Regions from separate parts of the Mus musculus genome. Here region 2 is linked to region 1. A link is a loop called in an ENCODE intact Hi-C map of the cell type or tissue named here. Cell type or tissue: left cerebral cortex. All regions are shown on one strand. Each heading gives the region's core, and the rest is flanking DNA. Links, peaks and the distances in the headings are about the cores only.

Region 1 (8,332 bases), core at 7-8,006:
TCAAGTATTCATTGGGTGATTGATAATCCCAAAACATTGTATTTGCAAAGTGAAATCAAGGACACAAAGGAAACACAGATAGGCATAACCCAGACACTAAGGAAACACAGATAGGCATAACCCAGACACTAAGGAAGTGGGTTGAATTTTCCCCCTTTTATGAATAAACAAGTTGGGACGAGAAGGAGAAGAAATTGCTCATCTTATTTTAAATAACCAGAGTAACATTTTAAATGCTAAAAGATGACACTGAAATCCAGGCAGGAATCTCATGCCCCTCATAGAACCAAAGGAAAAGGGAAGGCCCGGAAAACCAAGAAGGCACTGCTGAAGGCATCCACAGCCACGGTGACGACCTTGCAGCAGCCCAACAAACTAGGGCTCTGGTGGTAGGTAGCCCAAACTTCCCTGGCAAGAGTGCCTTCAGGAGAAATAAACTGGCTGTCATCAATCCCCTGAGCACAGAGTCATTCATGAACGGAGTTCTAAAAGACTGGGCCAGAATGTTTCTTAAACGTTATTTTAAAATATATAACTGATAACGCAGAAACAGCGGCAGAATGTGTCCTTGTATTTTCAATTCTGTGTCTATGTAGTCCCAGGGTTTGCAACTGAACATGCACAACTCAAGAATTCATGAGCTATAGTCTCCAGCTCTAGTTGTCTAACAAGCTCTGTAGGTGATCCACAACTGTAAGGCCTGCTTAAGCTTTAGAGAAACTGTTCAAACTTACCAAAGAACAGTCATCACACATAAGCCGACGAATCGTAAGAAATCTATCACACATTCTCAAAGTGTACAAATGATGTATTACTATAAAATCAAGTACAAAAGGGAAAGTAAATAATTTCAACAAATTACAGTATTCAAATTAAGGAAACCATATAGTTCATTTTGAGAAAAAATTTAAAAAATTAAACTCGAACCTCCACTTCCAATTTGGAGGTCCCTTTGCTTCAGTATCATCATGATCATTTCTTTCTTTCTTTCTTTCTTTCTTTCTTTCTTTCTTTCTTTCTTTTTTTTTTGATCATATTTCTAAGACTTCAATTAAAAGCCCTTCATTCTGGAGGCATGTCTAAGACACGAGGTTTAAACTCAAATACCACACAATTAAAAATAAAATTTTAGAAAAATATATAAGAAAGAAAGAAGCAGATATTTTCTTTCTCGATTTTGTTTGTTTGCTTTTCAAGACAGGGTTCTTCTGCACAGCCCTGGCTGCCCTGGGTACTTGCTCTGTAAGCCAAGTTGGCCTCAGACTCAGAGACCTACCTGACTCTGGCTCCCCAGTGCTGGCATGCACCACCACTACCCTGCAGAAGCAGGTATTTTCAAACTGTGTGCCAAGTGCAAATTTCATATGGGTAAATACCATTTTAAAAATAAAATGCTATACAAATAAAAATAAGCTGATTAGTTAGAATTATCTCAAGTTTAAAGTTTCAGAAGTGTCCAAGTATTTTTAAAGAAAGCTAAATAGCTTGAATTCTCTAATTTCCTCTTACTAATGAATTATATACTTAGTATGAAACTAAATATCTACCATGCAATATATATATATATATATATATATATATATATATATACACACACACATATATATGTATAAATATATATACACACACATATATATGTTTATACCATACACTATATATGTATAGTATAAAACTAAATATCTACCATCCATAAATGTTAAATATTTTTTGTATCCTTAGAAGTTTCAGTTAAGTAATACAATACAGTAAAGTGATTATAAAACCACTTGGAAGCCGGGCGTGGTGGCGCATGCCTTTGATCCCAGCACTCAGGAGGTAAAGGCAGGCGGATTTCTGAGTTCGAGGCCAGCCTGGTCTACAAAGTGAGTTCCAGGACAGCCAGGACTACACAGAGAAACCCTGTCTAGAAAAACCAAAAACTAAAAATAAATAAATAAATAAAAATAAGACCACTTGGAAAAGATCTAGTGTTGGGTTACCACAAATTTGGCTACAAAAGAGACTTTAAAAGCTTGACAGATCACAAATGTCTACCACAGCCAAGTGTCTACTGTGATAACCTCTTAGGGGGAAAATTACCTAGTCACAAAATTCATGTTCAGAATGTTTTATGCTGCAATAGGAGGCACTTAGCTCATGTTATCAAATTTTATAGAACATTTCTTAATCCTGGGCTTATGTGTAAGCCACAAGAACATAAACAACACTTTACACTATTGCCTCAGTGTTTAAATATCTATTTGCTTTCAGATATACTTCTACAAAGAGAATGTTGACAAAGTTTGATAACATTTAGCTATCTAAACATACTTCATTGCCTTTCATTAACATCTAATGTCTATTTAACTATGATTCTTAAAATGTGATGATTAATATTAAGTACCAAATGTCCTACTTATTTCTCTCATTCACTTTTTTTTTTGTTTTGTTTTTGTTTTTGTTTTTCTAGACAGGGTTTCTCTTTATAGCCCTGGCTGTCCTGGAACTCACTTTGTAGACCAGGCTGGCCTCAAACTCAGAAATCCGCCTGCCTCTGCCTCCTGAGTGCTGGGATTAAAGGAGTGCGCCACCAAACCCGGCTCTCATTCACTTTTTTGTACCTTACATAGATCTCAGCATTTAATGCAAAGGGGATTGGCATTCCTGGGAGGGGTGGGGGTGGGGGTGGGGGTGGGGATGACTATTGATTCTTTGAGAAAATTCCATTGTTTAGCGTTCCAGCCCTCACGGTGATTATGAATAGAGTTGAGAAGTAAGATAAATACCTCAAAGGCTTAAAAAAAAAAAAGAAAAAGAAAAAGAAGAAGAGAAAAGAAAAGTCGCAAGAAAATTAAAAACATCACCCAGCAGACTATGATTATTTTTGAAAATTGGTGGCAAAAGAAGCTGTGAATTCTGATCAGGGTGAGGTTATGAACTTGCAGCTCTTCTTGGTCTCTGAGCCAGACAACAACACTATTTCAATTTAGAAAGGAAAGTGACACAGCATTCATTCTATCCTGAAACTATCATCAAAGGAAGCAATACAGTGACTACAGAAAATGCTATTCTTTAAAAAAACAAAAAAAAAAAAACAAAAACAAAAAAAAAAACAAAAACAAAACAAAAAACTTTTCAAACGCGCTTTTAAAAGCCAATGAACACTCTTGAAAAAAAAAGTTGGAACATTTTATACACACAATGGTCTGCTGGATTCAAAGACTCCAAACAAAGTCTCTTAGGAGCAGCATGCTCTGACAATCCCTCGCTCCCCCGCCGCCCCCCCCCCCCCAAGGGCCTATACTTTGGACAGCAACCTGAGAAACTGCTCCCAGCAACCGCAATAGTCGGAACCTCCTCTCCCCTCCCCTTGCTATCAGACAGCAGCATCTCCCTCCAAAGGAAAAAACAGAGGGCGGGGGAGGCAGAAAACAGAAAGCTTGCAGGGAATCAACCGAGAACAGTGAGAGAACCCGTAGGCCGAAGGTGGTGTCCCCTCGGTGCTAGTCCAGTCACCAGAAACAAGCCTGCACTTCCCCACCCTGAAGTCACGCCCCTCGCTAGTGGGACCGCAGACTCCAGCAACAGCCCCGCCACCTGTGCCGCACCCAGTCCCCCGCAGCCTGCGAGGAGGCAACTGCCCGTGTCCCACCCGCAGCAGCTCCCTCTTGGCTACTACCCTCTTCCCATCCACATCGCCGAGTGACAGGTCCCGGGAGAGGAGACTGCAAAAACGCACGGCGTTCCGAACTCCCGGTGCAACCGCGCTGCGACGCCCTCCAGCAGGCGCAGGGGTGCAGACCGAACGTTCCGGATTGTCAGGGGGGGACAGCGTCCAGGCCCGGCCCTGCTCCCTGGCCCACGCCGGGCGGGGGTGGCACTTACTGCGGAGGTTGTGGATTAGCTCCGAGTGGCTGGCGCCGCCGGATTTCCAGGCCATCGCGAAGCACACCCGGAGCAGGTACAGAACCACCTTCAGCGCGGCGACGGTCCCTAGCAGTTTCCCCAAGAGTGAGACCACCTCCCACACGGTCACCGCCCCGCTGGTGTCCCCGCTCGAGCGGCCGCTGTTACTGCCGTCGCTGCCACTGCCGCCAATGCGCGCTCCCGGCATCCCCCGCGGCACGCATGCGCTCTGTGACGCCGCGCAGTCCGGGGTGCGGCCAGGCGGGGCCCGCGGCGGGGGAGTCCTGGAGCCCAGTAGCGAGCGGGGGCGATAACCAGTGCTCGGTGGCCGCAGCGAGGTCGCACAAACGAACGCTGCTCAGTTCCCCTTCCTGAGGCCTGCACCTGCCTCCGTCCTGCGGCCGGCGAGCTGGTGTTCTGCGTGATGAGGCTCCTTCCTAGCCGCGGCTCTGGCTGATGCGGGATGGCGGGTCCGACGTGTGCCGCCTTCTTGGGCTCCGCAATCGCCACTCCGTCAGCTGTTGCGAGCGGCCGGTCTGCTCCTATGGCTGTCTAGATTGCTAGATGGTGTGCTGACTCCGTCTTGCCTCGTCCAACCCGGTGCACTAACCTAAGGCTTCTGGATGGGGCCAAAATAATCATTTTAACAGAGCCCAAGGGCAAAGGGCCTCTCAGGTACGAAGTCCACTAGCCTATGTCTCAGCACGGTCCTGATGAAGCAGAGGCTCTGGTTTGTTTTCAGCTCTGAAGGCATAAATTCAAGGTGGAAGAATACCGTGACATGGAATTGGGGGTAGGGATGCTTCCCTGGTTAAGAGCAAAAGTAGCCGAGAGCTATAATTGGTTACAAAATAAGCTCAGTACCCTGTGGTGGAAGTGTTATTCTTCCTACCCAAGTATGAGTTTCAGCTTAAGCTCACAAATTCCATCCTTAGACTGGACACCAATTTTACTGCTTTCATCTCTGCAACATTCTAAGAATTGACAGGAAACACTGTCTGCCGCATCCAACGTGTGCTAACTTGAACTGAGACACAGCCATGACTCCAGTAAACTTTCAGGAAGGAAACGAAGATAAGACACCTATGCTGTGCTGTGATGTCAGGAGCAATTTCCAAATTACAGTTCTTACCAAACTTCATCAGTTGCAACACTCAACCTGCATCCAACCTGAAATGTCTATCACCTATTTTCATGACTCCTGTAACTAACTATAAATGTCAGTGTTGTTCAACATTAAGAGTAAAGCGATGAGTTTTAGACCGTCCGTTTTTTTCCTACCCAGTACCACCTGCTCTTCTAGTCTGAGTGTAAAAGTTCATTAGAATCTCCTTGTGCTTAGGTACTTTCATCTGACTGCTTTTCTGTATGGGTCATGATGTTTACATCTGATGAGTTTAATCCAAATACCTTTTCCTGCTCCTCAGTCCATAAATATCACTCAACCTCAGCTTAGGTGAAGTGGTCCAGAGATGACCTTGTTTTCTCCATTTTCAAATGATTGGTCACCTCATAAATTCTATCTTGCAAAACCTATCATTTCGGTGACTGGCATTTTGTATGGGGAAAAGAAATAGCCAGGTTGGGTAACAGTCTTGCTGCTGGAAAACGAAACAAAACAAAAATCCTCAAGCTCAAAAAAAAAAGGGGGGGGCAGGCATGGTGGCACACGTAGGAGGCAGAGGCAGGCAGATTTCTGAGTTCGAGGCCAGCCTGGTCTACAGAGTGAGTTCCAGGACAGCCAGGACTACACAGAGAAACACTGTCTCGAAACACACACACACACACACAAAAAAAACAAACCCTCAAGCTCTTTATAATCTAATAACTCTCACATCATGACTCCTTTTAAAGAAACAGCCAACACAGTTTGGAACTCCTATAATATAAAGGAGAATAGCAATACTGATAAGTCTTTCCTCTTGTATTGTAGAACTTACATCCTAGTCATGGAAATCTGATTAGAACACCACTGGGCTGGGGTGTGGCAGAGGTCTTGCCTAACTAGTGGAAGATCTTAGGTTCCCTCTTGCACACCATTAACAACAAACAGCAGAAAAAAAAAGAAAAAATAAATAACTGTGAGTGCCATTAATGACCTAGATAGTAGTGCTACTGGGTTTAGCTAGAACAACGCAGACTGCAGCCATCAGGAAAAGGTACACATGGGTACTGAGCCTTGAAGGGTGGACAAGATTATGCAAAATAGGAGTGGAGGAATATCATAGGAGTTACCAAGAGCACAGACATACCGTAGGAATGGGAAGTTGCCGAGTGACACAGTTCTCAGCAAACTCATTGTTAATTATGTGTCTAAATGAACTCACCAGGTTGACAAAGCAAGAAAAAAAGCCGAACGGCCTGGAGAGATGGGTCAGCAGTAGAGAGCATTGATTGCTCTTCCAGAGGATACTGGGTTCAATTCCCAGCACCCACGTGGTGGCTGACAATCCTTTGTAACCCTAGTTCCAGGGGGAATCCTAGACCCTCTTTTTACCTTCTTGAGCACCAGGCTAGCGTGTGGTGCACACATGTATGTGCAGGCAAACATTCATACACATAAATCTTTGTGAAGATAAAACTAGAGTTCCAAATTCTAATTCCAGACTCCTCCTACTGTTGTGAGTCAACTTTGAATCAGAAGAGGAAGATATTAATTTGGTACCTTAATGAAAATACTTCCAGGGTAATTTAAGGGTCCTTTTTCTTGTTACTAGAGGTATGACTCAGGACCTATAATTTTAATGCGGAACTACACACCCAGTCCTAGCTGAGGAGGCTGAAAGTTTTTATACGTTTATTTTATGCATATGGGTGTTTTGTTTTGTTTTTGAGACAGAGTCTTACTATGTAGCTCTGGCTGGCCTGGAACTTACAGAGATCTGCCTGTGTCTCCAGAGTGATGAGATTAAAGGCATGTGTCACCGTTCCCGGTAATGTCTTTGCCTGCATGTATGTATGTGCACCTTATGTGTACCAATGGATGGTTGTGAGCCACTGGTGATGTAGATGCTGGGAACTGAACCAATCCAGGCCCTGTGGAAGAAACAAGTGCTGTTAGTGGTTAAGCAATCCTTCCAGCCCTAAGGGTTTTTAAAGTGTTTTTTTTTTGTTTTTGTTTTTTTTTTTTTTTTTTTTTTTTTATGTTCAGTGAAGTACAACGAAGGGCATAGACTGGCACAAGATATATCCCCCTGCATTCTTTTTTAATTTTTACTCTTAGATTTTTCTCTGTCAGGGCGAGAGAGATGGCTCGCAGTTAAAACGTATTTGCTGTTCTTGCAGAGAGCTAGAGTTGGCTTCTCGGCACTCACAAGGGTATGGCCCCACCTGCCTCTAACTCCACTCTAGGACATTCAGGTCTTCAGGCACCAGGCCTCACATGCACATATACACATGCAAATACATACATACATATGAATAATTAAAATACTAAGAAGAAAGCTGTGTTTAAAGGCTGGAGACATGTTGCTCCGCCAGGGGACCTGAGGTCATTTCCCAGCACACACAAGGCAGGTCATAACTTTGTGTAACTCAAGTTATAGGGACTTCAGTCCCCTCTGTTGGCCTTACCACTAGGCATAAACACACGCAGCACACACACATACATATGTGCAAACAAAACATTCATACACATAAAATAAGATTTTAGAATCTCTTCTAAAAAATTAAAAATAATTTTTAAAAAAATTAGTTATCAAAGAATATTAAAGGTAATTGTTTCCTGAGTTCTAAATCTGTAATGATTTTATTGTTTTGGTGGTTGATAATTGCATAAAATATATTTGATGATAAAATAAATATATACTAGATAGTAAAAGTATAAAATCCAATATGGAGCTACACAGCTTCGGAATGACTATGCTAAAAGTACAAAAGTACATTGGGCTGTTTAGTCTTTGGGGTCAGATTAATTTTGGTTTTTGTTGTTGTTTGCAACATTTTATAATAAAGTTCATTTAAAAGAACAAAAACCCTAATTTTGTAAAGAAAATTCTTCTAGAATTACATACACAGCTATTGCACAAATATATTTTCAGTGTTCCTAGACTGACTTGGCATTAGAAGTGTATCTTTTTTGTTTTGTTCTTGTTTTTTCGAGACAGGGTTTCTCTGTGTAGCCCTGGCTGTCCTGGAACTCACTCTGTAGACCAGGTTGGCTTCGAACTCAGAAATCCGCCTGCCTCTGCCTCCCGAGTTCTGGGATTAAAGGCGTGCGCTACCACGCCGGGCAGAAGTGTATCTTGTTGCCAAAGGGTTTGGGTTTTTGTTCAGAGCTGCCGACATGAAAGAACATCTCAAATTCTTTCAGCCCAAGGGCTGGCGTGTGCTCCTGCTGACGAGAATTGGCTGTCTGCAGCCACCGTCTCCTTCAGGAGGTCTCATCCAATCAGAACTGCGCAGGAAGGGGCGGGCCTGAGGAGCGCGCAGTGTGCTTTCTGCTGAA
Region 2 (8,332 bases), core at 131-8,130, 450 kb before region 1:
GGACAAAGGCCTCGTCTATTTTAAGGTTCTGACCTGAGGATACTCAAGAGAAATGAAAACATAACGCCATTTCTACAGCAGAGCTGGCCTGTAAGTAGGAAAGTGACTCGTGTCCTACTTGAAGTACATCTATGACTGTAGGTTATAGCCCATGTTCAGTACCATGTGATAAGACACTGGCACTGCCTATCTAGACTCCCTTCCTTCCTAGCCACCAGATTCCAACTTTTTTATTGCTACAATGTTCCCAACTGGGTGCTGAAAGTCTGGCACAGTGTGAGAGCACTTGCCTACCATATGTGAGACCCTAGGCTCAATTCCCAGCACCACATATGTACACAAAAGGCAATCACCGTCCTCTCCAGCCTAAGTGGTCATGGGACCATTCTGATAACTAAGAGAGACCAGAATAGATTTCACAGGGAACTTTTTTTTTCTTAATGTGCATTGGTGTTTTGCCTGCAGGTATGTCTGTCTGTCTGTATGTATGTATGTATGTCTGTGTGAGGTATTGGATTCCCTAGAGTTACAGACAGTTGTGAGCTGCCATGTGGGTGCTGGAAACTGACCCCTAGTCCTCTGGAAGAACAGCCAGTGCTCTTAACCACTGAGCCATCGCCCCAACCCCTCACAGGGAACTTTCTAAAGAGTCTGAGCTGTCACTGGGTTTGATACTAAGCCTGTTTTCCCAGCCTGATGCAGGAAGAACCTGGGATAGAACAGTCGTCCATGTTGAAGGACCACAGCACATGCTATACCACATATACATCACATTGAGGCCAGGATGACAAAAACTCCTGGGCTGCCCAACCTCACTCTTATACAAGAGAAAACTAAAACTCACAGTTGCTTAGCCCACTGGCTTTCTGTTGTGGGGCTGCCTCTACATGTTGTAAAATTTGTTTAAAAAAAAAAACAAAAACAAAAAACTTTAGCCAAGTTGTTTGGCTGGACAGGTACAATGAAATAGGATACCTGTCATCTCATGTTTTCTTTCTGAGACCATGTAGAATAACATACTTGTATGCTGATGGCTCCTCCACCAGCACAGGATATTAATAAATTACATCATGAGGACACTGTGGGCCTACTCCTAAGTGTGCCAAAGGTTCTTGGTGTGTTCTGCGCATTGCCCTGGGAAGAAAATCCTGGGAAAATGTATAAAACAGCATCTAAGCACCTTGGTCAAACACTGTTCACCAAGCGGCTGAGCATCTCCATGCCTTGATTTTCTCAAGTGGCGAATGAGATAGCGGTTCCTGCCTCAGAGGTGATAGTACATATTAAAATGAGCCGATGCTTACCTAATACCCAACTCTGTGCCTGAGACTGTTAATATTTACTAGGCACCTATTCATGTCATGGTAAAGCCCTCGATGATGTAGCCAAAAGTTAATAATAAAAGCCAGATGGGTTGTGTTTACCCAGCACCGTGCATGCATTCTGGACATGGCTCTGTAATATTGACATAAGCACGGTCTATAGATGTGGCTGATTATAGCTGGTGCTTTTGACAGTGCTCCTCACTGCCACACTGACAGTCACAGAACGGCAAGGGTGACATGTGTAGGACAAGCTGCTTTTCCTGGGGATGTAGTTTACAAAGTGGGAGCCATGCTGAGAGACTAGCAGAGACAGCTAAAAACAACCCGCGAAGCAGACAACTGTCAACCACTTATTACAAGGTCAGTACCCATGCAGCATGATAGCAAGAAACCTTCACGTAATAAGTCATGAAAGCTGGAAGAACATGGCCTCTTCCATTCAAGAGTTCAGCAAGTACACTTATTTATTTATTTGGAGATCGAAACACAAATAATTTCCACCTTTTAACTTACCTACTTCTTGTATGTATGTATGTATTTAAAGATTCTAATGCAAAGCATCCAGGCCAATCTTGGATGTTGCCATCACAGTATGTAACCTAAAATGAGTGAACATCCGGGGTCCTGAGCTCGACCACCACGACTGCTCGTTCAGGGCAGCACAAGAGTTTTCCTAGATGAAAGTATCCTCAACCAAGCCTTAAAGCCAAAGGTACCCCAAAATGTGTTTTAACATTTCTTCCTTTTAAATCAATGACAATAATAGGATGAGAATTAACATTTTTCTCCCTTCTAAGAGAAATGAAGGAAAAAACAAAGGGGAGAGAGGGCCTCTCTCTCTCTCCTGTGTGCCTGTTAACCATTTTTCTGTTACCTTATCAAGTCTGGCAGAGCCACAGGAAAGCCAGCGTGATCCTCTGACACCTCTTCATGAGACTAGAACAGTACCATAAACAAAGATAGAATATGAGCCATAAGCCTGAGCCATGTTACCACTAAACGTAGAAGCCCTAATTCAGAAAATAAAAAGTAAACAGTTGGAGTTAATTTTAGTAGTATATTTTATTCAAAATACCATCTCATCGATATGTAATAAGTAGGAAAATCGTTAATATTTTCTACTCCTTCTTCACACTGAGTCTCCAGACACCCTGTGCATTGCATACCTAGTACCTGGCAATAACAATCAGCCACATGTCAAGGACTTGAGAGTAAATGTAGCTACTGGCTCAGCAGGCTCTGAGGACCCCTCCATGGTAGTCAAGCAAGCCATCTGCTTCCTCTCAGCAAGCTAGCTGGAGCACCTGGTACCGTCTTCAGTACAAGTTACACTTCAAGTTAAGGGAAGGGGCTTAAAATAACTTAAGTCTACTGCTGCTAACCATGTTTTACTGCTCACTCAGCCAGAGTCACTCAGGCCTATGTAGTCATCCTTTTTCCCATGGCTTTACTTTGAGAGTCCTGGAAAAGTCTGGCCGATAGAAAAAACCTACTTCCTAAGACAGTATTCTGTGTTTTCCTCCAGAAGCCAGGGATAATCAGACATACACCAGACTCTTCACTACCTGGACAGCCCCTTTCCAGTGACCTATATAAGACACTGGCTTGAGAAATGACAGGATGGGGTTTCCATTGTCACAGACGGGTAGGGCAGCTTGAAAGATAATCTGAACACACCAGCATCACTGACTACTCACGTCTACTGAGACGAACAAAAACAAAGGGAGAGAGAGTGCTTAGCCAAGTCTTCACCTGGAAGACCAATGGGGGTTTGGGAGCAGGGGTGGATAACTTGAAACAGATGTTGAAGTGAGGAGGTGGGACCCCTGAGATTCCACTGGTTGATTTCGGTAAACTTTGTACTATTGAAAGAGGTCAAAGAGAGCTGAGTAACTCTAGCAACTATCCCTAGCAATCACGGGAGAGACAAGATAAAGTAACAGGGACCCTTCCACTCCTGCTACACCGTCCAGCACCCACTGAGTTTCCTCTTCCCGAGTACTGTACAGAACCAGACTGTAGTCCAGACACTCGGCTCCCTCTCAGTGCTTAACTGGCCTCAAAACGCTGCGCCCTTGGGGGTCCTGGCGCCTCCAGAGCTGAGTCCCTGCCTCTGCGGGAGTCCTGGCGCTAGGGTCCTCGCAGGCGCGAAAGCCCGTTCGCCCTCTCCAACCCAAACAAACAGGCTGGGCTGGCCGCAGGAGCCTTCGTCTACCTGCCCAACTGCCAGGTCACGCCCGCGAACTGCTCTGGGCCCGCAGCCTTTACTAGATCCAGGGCCAGGGGCAGTCACCCACACAAAGACGCCTTGTGCCTCTGCGCTTGGCTACAGGCAGCAAGTCCACCGTACCCGAACTGGCAGAGAGAGTGCCCTGGCGCCAAATCCCAAGCCCCACATTCCCAGCCAATCTTCCACGGAAAGGCCATCCCATAGCTCCCTGACTTAAATATAGGTGTCCAGTCGGCTGCAGTCAACGCGCACCCCCACCGAAAGAAACCGATCGGAGCAGGCGCACCAGAAAGAGACGCACAAGCCGCTCAGTAGAAGTTTGCTTTGTCGCCGGCAGGAGGGGCAGAGCACTCCAGTGCCCAACTCTTGGCCCGCCCCATCTCCCCGGCTGTAGGGCGCGGGGGTCCTCCACGGCTCGCTCACCTCTAGTCCAGTCCACCACTTGTTTGGGGCTCCACTTGGTCACGGGCTCCATGGTAAGCAGCTTCGCTGTCCGCTGGGCTAGGCAATCGACAGGAGTCCTGCAGCCTGCGCCCGTGGTTGTCCCCTGCGTGTGCCGGGAGTCCGCTCAAGCCTGCATGGCCGCAGTCAGCGGGCCATCGCGCTGCGGTTTCTGCGAGGGAAGCGCGGCCCTGGGTCTCTGCGCACGGGACAGCTATGTCCCGTACGGCTGCTCCCCGCAGCTACCGCTGTCCAGATGCAGTTCCCCCGACGCCGCTCTCTGCTACAGCTGCTTCTCCGCAACCACCGCAGCAGCGGGAGCAGGTTGCAACCTCAAACCCCAGGCCGGGGCTGCCCTGGCGTGGGACTCTTCTGGCCGGGAACTTCTAGGTCGGCTGGCCCTCCGCGGCTCCTGCGAGCGGTGTCCGTCCCCGAGGTCCCCACTCCGCGTGCGCCCCCGCCTCGAGCCTTCCCGCCAGTGGGTCCCACCTCCTGCGCCACCGTCGCGGGCCGCCCGGGCGGAGGAAAAAAGCGGAGCGTGCGCGCTCGGGTTGCAAAGTTTCTGCTCCGCTCGGCGCTGCCGGAATAAGAGAGGGGGCGGGGCGGAGCGGGAGCAACACGTGAGAGGGGCGGGGCCGCGATGACGTAGACTCCGGTTTCTTTCCCTCCTACGTCCCAGCTCCGGACGCCAGGGATCTACTTTTCCTCTTCAAGGGGTGGGCTGGAGCTGCAGCCTGAGTCCTGGAGAGCCGCTTGGCTCCGAAGAGGTCCCAGCTTAGTGGCAGCTGAATCCTGTAAACAGGTTTTTTTGTCTTTGTGTGTTGGTTTGAGATGTGTCTGTTCTCGTTTTTAAAAGCTTCGAGTCGCAATCTCGCCTTAGCTATTCAGCCTTTTAAGTTTCCTAAAGTAGGCCAGTTGTGTGTGTTTTGGACAAATGGATGGCGGTGTGCCACTGCTCCAAGGCCGCTACAGTGTATCAACTCTTCGGTTTAATAACACCAGAATGGCAGCTCTTTGAGTTGTGTTTTGACATAATGTAATAGTCATATTTTCAAAATGACCTAACGCTCGATTCAGATTAGTCATTAACCCTGAGGCGAAAGTTGTCAGCGAGCCAAAAAAGAAAAGAAAAAAAGAGAGAACCTTGCCTAGTTCAGCCTCTGACAGGGAGAGGAAAGCCCTTTCTGTACTACAAGCCTCAATTTGGAAGCAGAGCGCGGGTCTGGGGAAAACCCTATAACCGGTGTTTACCTCCCTCCCACACACATGCAGACACTCTTTTGGCCCTAGTGAAGTCTTCTTTCAATTATAGTTATTGATTTCCATCTTCCCCTGAGCAACTATTAACCCTATCCAAGGAGGAAGCTGCTTGTTATTGGGGTATATTGAGCTGGATCTGATCTTCCCCTTCCAACTACTTATCTTCTGAAGTAAGGGAGTGGCTAGTGTTTATTGATTCAGTAAATACCCGCAGTTGCTTTCCCTGCACCAACCACTGCGTTCATATTTCCTCTGTTAGGATAGCTGCTCTCTATTACACGTGAGAATCACTGCTAGCACCCAGCTATCTGTTGTATAGTGAGTGTTTTGGGTGTACAGCGTACACACTGTCTTAGCCTTCCTGAGCAATTCGTCTATGCAATGGAGAGGTACAACTATCAAAAATAGCGATTTTTTTTTTTTAACCAAGAGTAATTACCCAACCCAGAAACTTGACACCGGCCATGAGAAAATTCCTGGTAGAGTAGCTGCCCTCTTTTTAAGAAATGATCTTTGACATCTGTCTTTCCTTAACCATCTTGACCTCTGCACAGTGGGAACTGTGCCTACAGTTTCGAAAATAGCTATATGATTAGATGACCAAGCAAGTAATTCATCTATAAACAGTGCTGCCTTCCAAAGGGGACACAGTAGTAACGAAGTTGAAAGACGATGAATCTGGCTGCATAACCCCTGGAATCACAAAGAGGAGCAAATGCTATCAAATGCTTTCGCTGTAGAATTTTCCTTGATGTTTGACAATGTTCTCTTGTTCCTTTGCATCTGTTGCATTAAAAGCTGGAGTTCCAGAGTCCAGTTTGCTGAATTTCATCCCACAGATAACACAATCTATACTCGGCGCATAAGCAGAATATGCAAAGAAAGCCAAGTTAAAAATCTCTGACCAATTAACTATCTAAATGAATTAGCAACATGTTTACTCCTCCAGTCCTGCAGGCTAATTGCTATGTAAATAAGGCCTTCTACCTTAATTATAGCTGTTAGCCTGTGAAAGTTCTAGGGTGTGCTGACTGCCAGCCCAGATGTAAACTTTACATAGAAAGTTTGGCACATCAAAGAGGAGGGATTTTTAGATAAGCAGCTATGGAAATTGGTGTATATGCAAAAGCGATCAGTTATACACTTGCCAGTTTTCTTCCTGCTTGTCCCTGGTGGTGTGGTTCCTTGGTACCCACACTCTTCAGCAGGGGCACCCTTCCTCCTTTCTGCCTTGATGCTGCCAGGGCTCCTCCAACATTAGGAAATGGACAAAGCTTTTGACTGAATTTGATATGTTACAGTGTGGATACAAGAACCCAGTCTTCTGTGTTTCCTTGCATCTCCTTTTCTTGGCCAGCCGCCTTGCGTGTTTAGGTCATTTATTCAATCAACAAAATATGTTGTAAATGCTCCTGCCATACTGAATTGAGTATGAAGAAGATTAAAGATCTCACAGCTAGTGACTCTTGGATATCATGGGACTTTGCCAGGAAGGGTTTTCTTCTGTCACCTTTAGTCAGAAGACAAAGACCAAGGGGGTATAGAGGGGACATGGACCAGCGAGTTTGGGAATCAGTTTCACATTAATAATTTGAGTCTCTCAAAATTTATTGGTATTAGTTGAGAAGTAGGACCTAAGCACTTTAGAGACAAAGTTATTACTATAAATACTGAGTAAACACACGAGTAAAAAGACTCGAGCCCCTTCCCGGTTCAAAACTCTTCCCATAGTGAGAGAAATGTGGCAGCATTCAAAGGCCACTCCATTTAAAAGCTGCTTCAAATGCTTCTCCTCTCACCTAAGGCCCCTTCTCTTGATGGTTGTCTCTCTGTCACAGTGTTCCTTTTCCAAATCAGACTATTTAGAATCAGTTCATCTTTCCCAGGTATAAATTGACTCATGTTGTTTCTCTTTCAGCTTGCAAGACAGCAAGTAATCCTGCGAGTTCCACCAGACATATATCCCAGAGGGGGCAAGTGTTCTCTATGATGTCACCTGGCAGCAAAGTGATGAGTCAGGGAAATTACCCCGGCTGCTGACTAGCTTGTCTCTGCTCAGCTCCAATGGGCCTGGATGCTTCACACCACAGTAATGAAATTATCTCCCTAAACACACAAGCGTCCCATCAGATAATCCAGGCGGTAAAGCTCTCAAACATTTTTTTTTCATTGAAATAAATGCAGCCTTATTTATTTGAATTCTTTTGATCATTCAGAAATCTTGCTGGGCAGTGGTGGCACACGCCTTTAATCCTAGCACTTGGGAGGCAGAGGCAGGTGGATTTCTGGGTTTGAGGCCAGCCTGGTCTACAGAGAGAGTTCCAGGACAGCCAGGACTACACAGAGAAACCCTGTCTTGGAAAAAAAAAAAAACAAAAACAAAAACAAAAACAAAAACAAAAACAAAAACCTGGATGTCCAGTCTCCTTGGGACTATTTTCAGGCTGGGTCTAAGTCAATTGCCCAAGCTGACCTTGAACTTGGTGTGTGGCCCATGTAAACCATGAACTGATGATCCTTTGCCTCAGACTCCAAACTAGCAGCTTTTAGCAGCGTAGCCCACCAGGCTTCCTTTTGTTAACTTATTTTCCAGTGCTTAGAAAGGAACCCAGAGCTTTGCACAAGCCCAGCAAGTGTTCATCCTCTGTCTCCACTACTTGAAATCATGTTCAGAAGAGCTGATTAAAAAAAAAAAAAAAAAAAAAAAAAAGAAACACTGACCGCTGTCACTGAATTTCAAGGACCTAGAACAGCAGTTCTCAACCTTCCTACCGCTGCGACCCTCTAACACAGTTCCTCATGTGGTGGTGACCCCCAACCATAAAATTATTTTGTTGCTGCTTCATAACTGTGATTCTGCTACTGGTATGAATCATAATGTAAATATCCTATATTCAGGACATCTGATACAAGACCCCAAAGGGGTCACATCCCACATATTGAGAACCTCTGATCTAGAGGCACATTTTGGAAGAGTTGCTATATGAAGCAACACCCACAAATAGTTAAGCCTCTTACCCTCGGGTGTGAAGGCTGTTAATAGGAGAACTTTGCATAGACAAGACAATGGATCCTA

Evidence for each region. Peaks named below come from ENCODE experiments on the same cell type or tissue, not always from the same donor. Only the 100,000 strongest peaks of a DNase experiment are listed, where the experiment ranks them.
Region 2: it touches region 1 in a loop (6-fold over the local background); 2 of 42 quality-filtered maps call a loop at or near these places.

Annotation. Positions count from the first base shown.
Region 1 is chr10:7,659,211-7,667,542 of GRCm38, forward strand. Pcmt1 (protein-L-isoaspartate (D-aspartate) O-methyltransferase 1) reads right to left here and starts at 4,398. Exons shown (of 8, transcript NM_001347228.2): 1 at 3,865-4,398. The coding sequence starts at 4,093. A630066F11Rik (RIKEN cDNA A630066F11 gene) reads left to right here and starts at 4,161. Exons shown (of 1, transcript NR_030698.1): 1 at 4,161-5,413. Nup43 (nucleoporin 43) reads left to right here and starts at 8,294. Exons shown (of 8, transcript NM_145706.2): 1 at 8,294-8,332. In left cerebral cortex, for the core only: no CTCF peak of the experiment used is centred there; DNase peaks (open chromatin) are centred at 4,135 and 4,404; H3K4me3 peaks cover 2,559 bases; H3K27ac peaks cover 1,988 bases.
Region 2 is chr10:7,207,654-7,215,985 of GRCm38, forward strand. Cnksr3 (Cnksr family member 3) reads right to left here and starts at 4,584. Exons shown (of 13, transcript NM_172546.2): 1 at 3,979-4,584. The coding sequence starts at 4,030. In left cerebral cortex, for the core only: a CTCF peak has its summit at 3,886; DNase peaks (open chromatin) are centred at 3,665, 3,833 and 4,620; H3K4me3 peaks cover 2,573 bases; H3K27ac peaks cover 1,802 bases.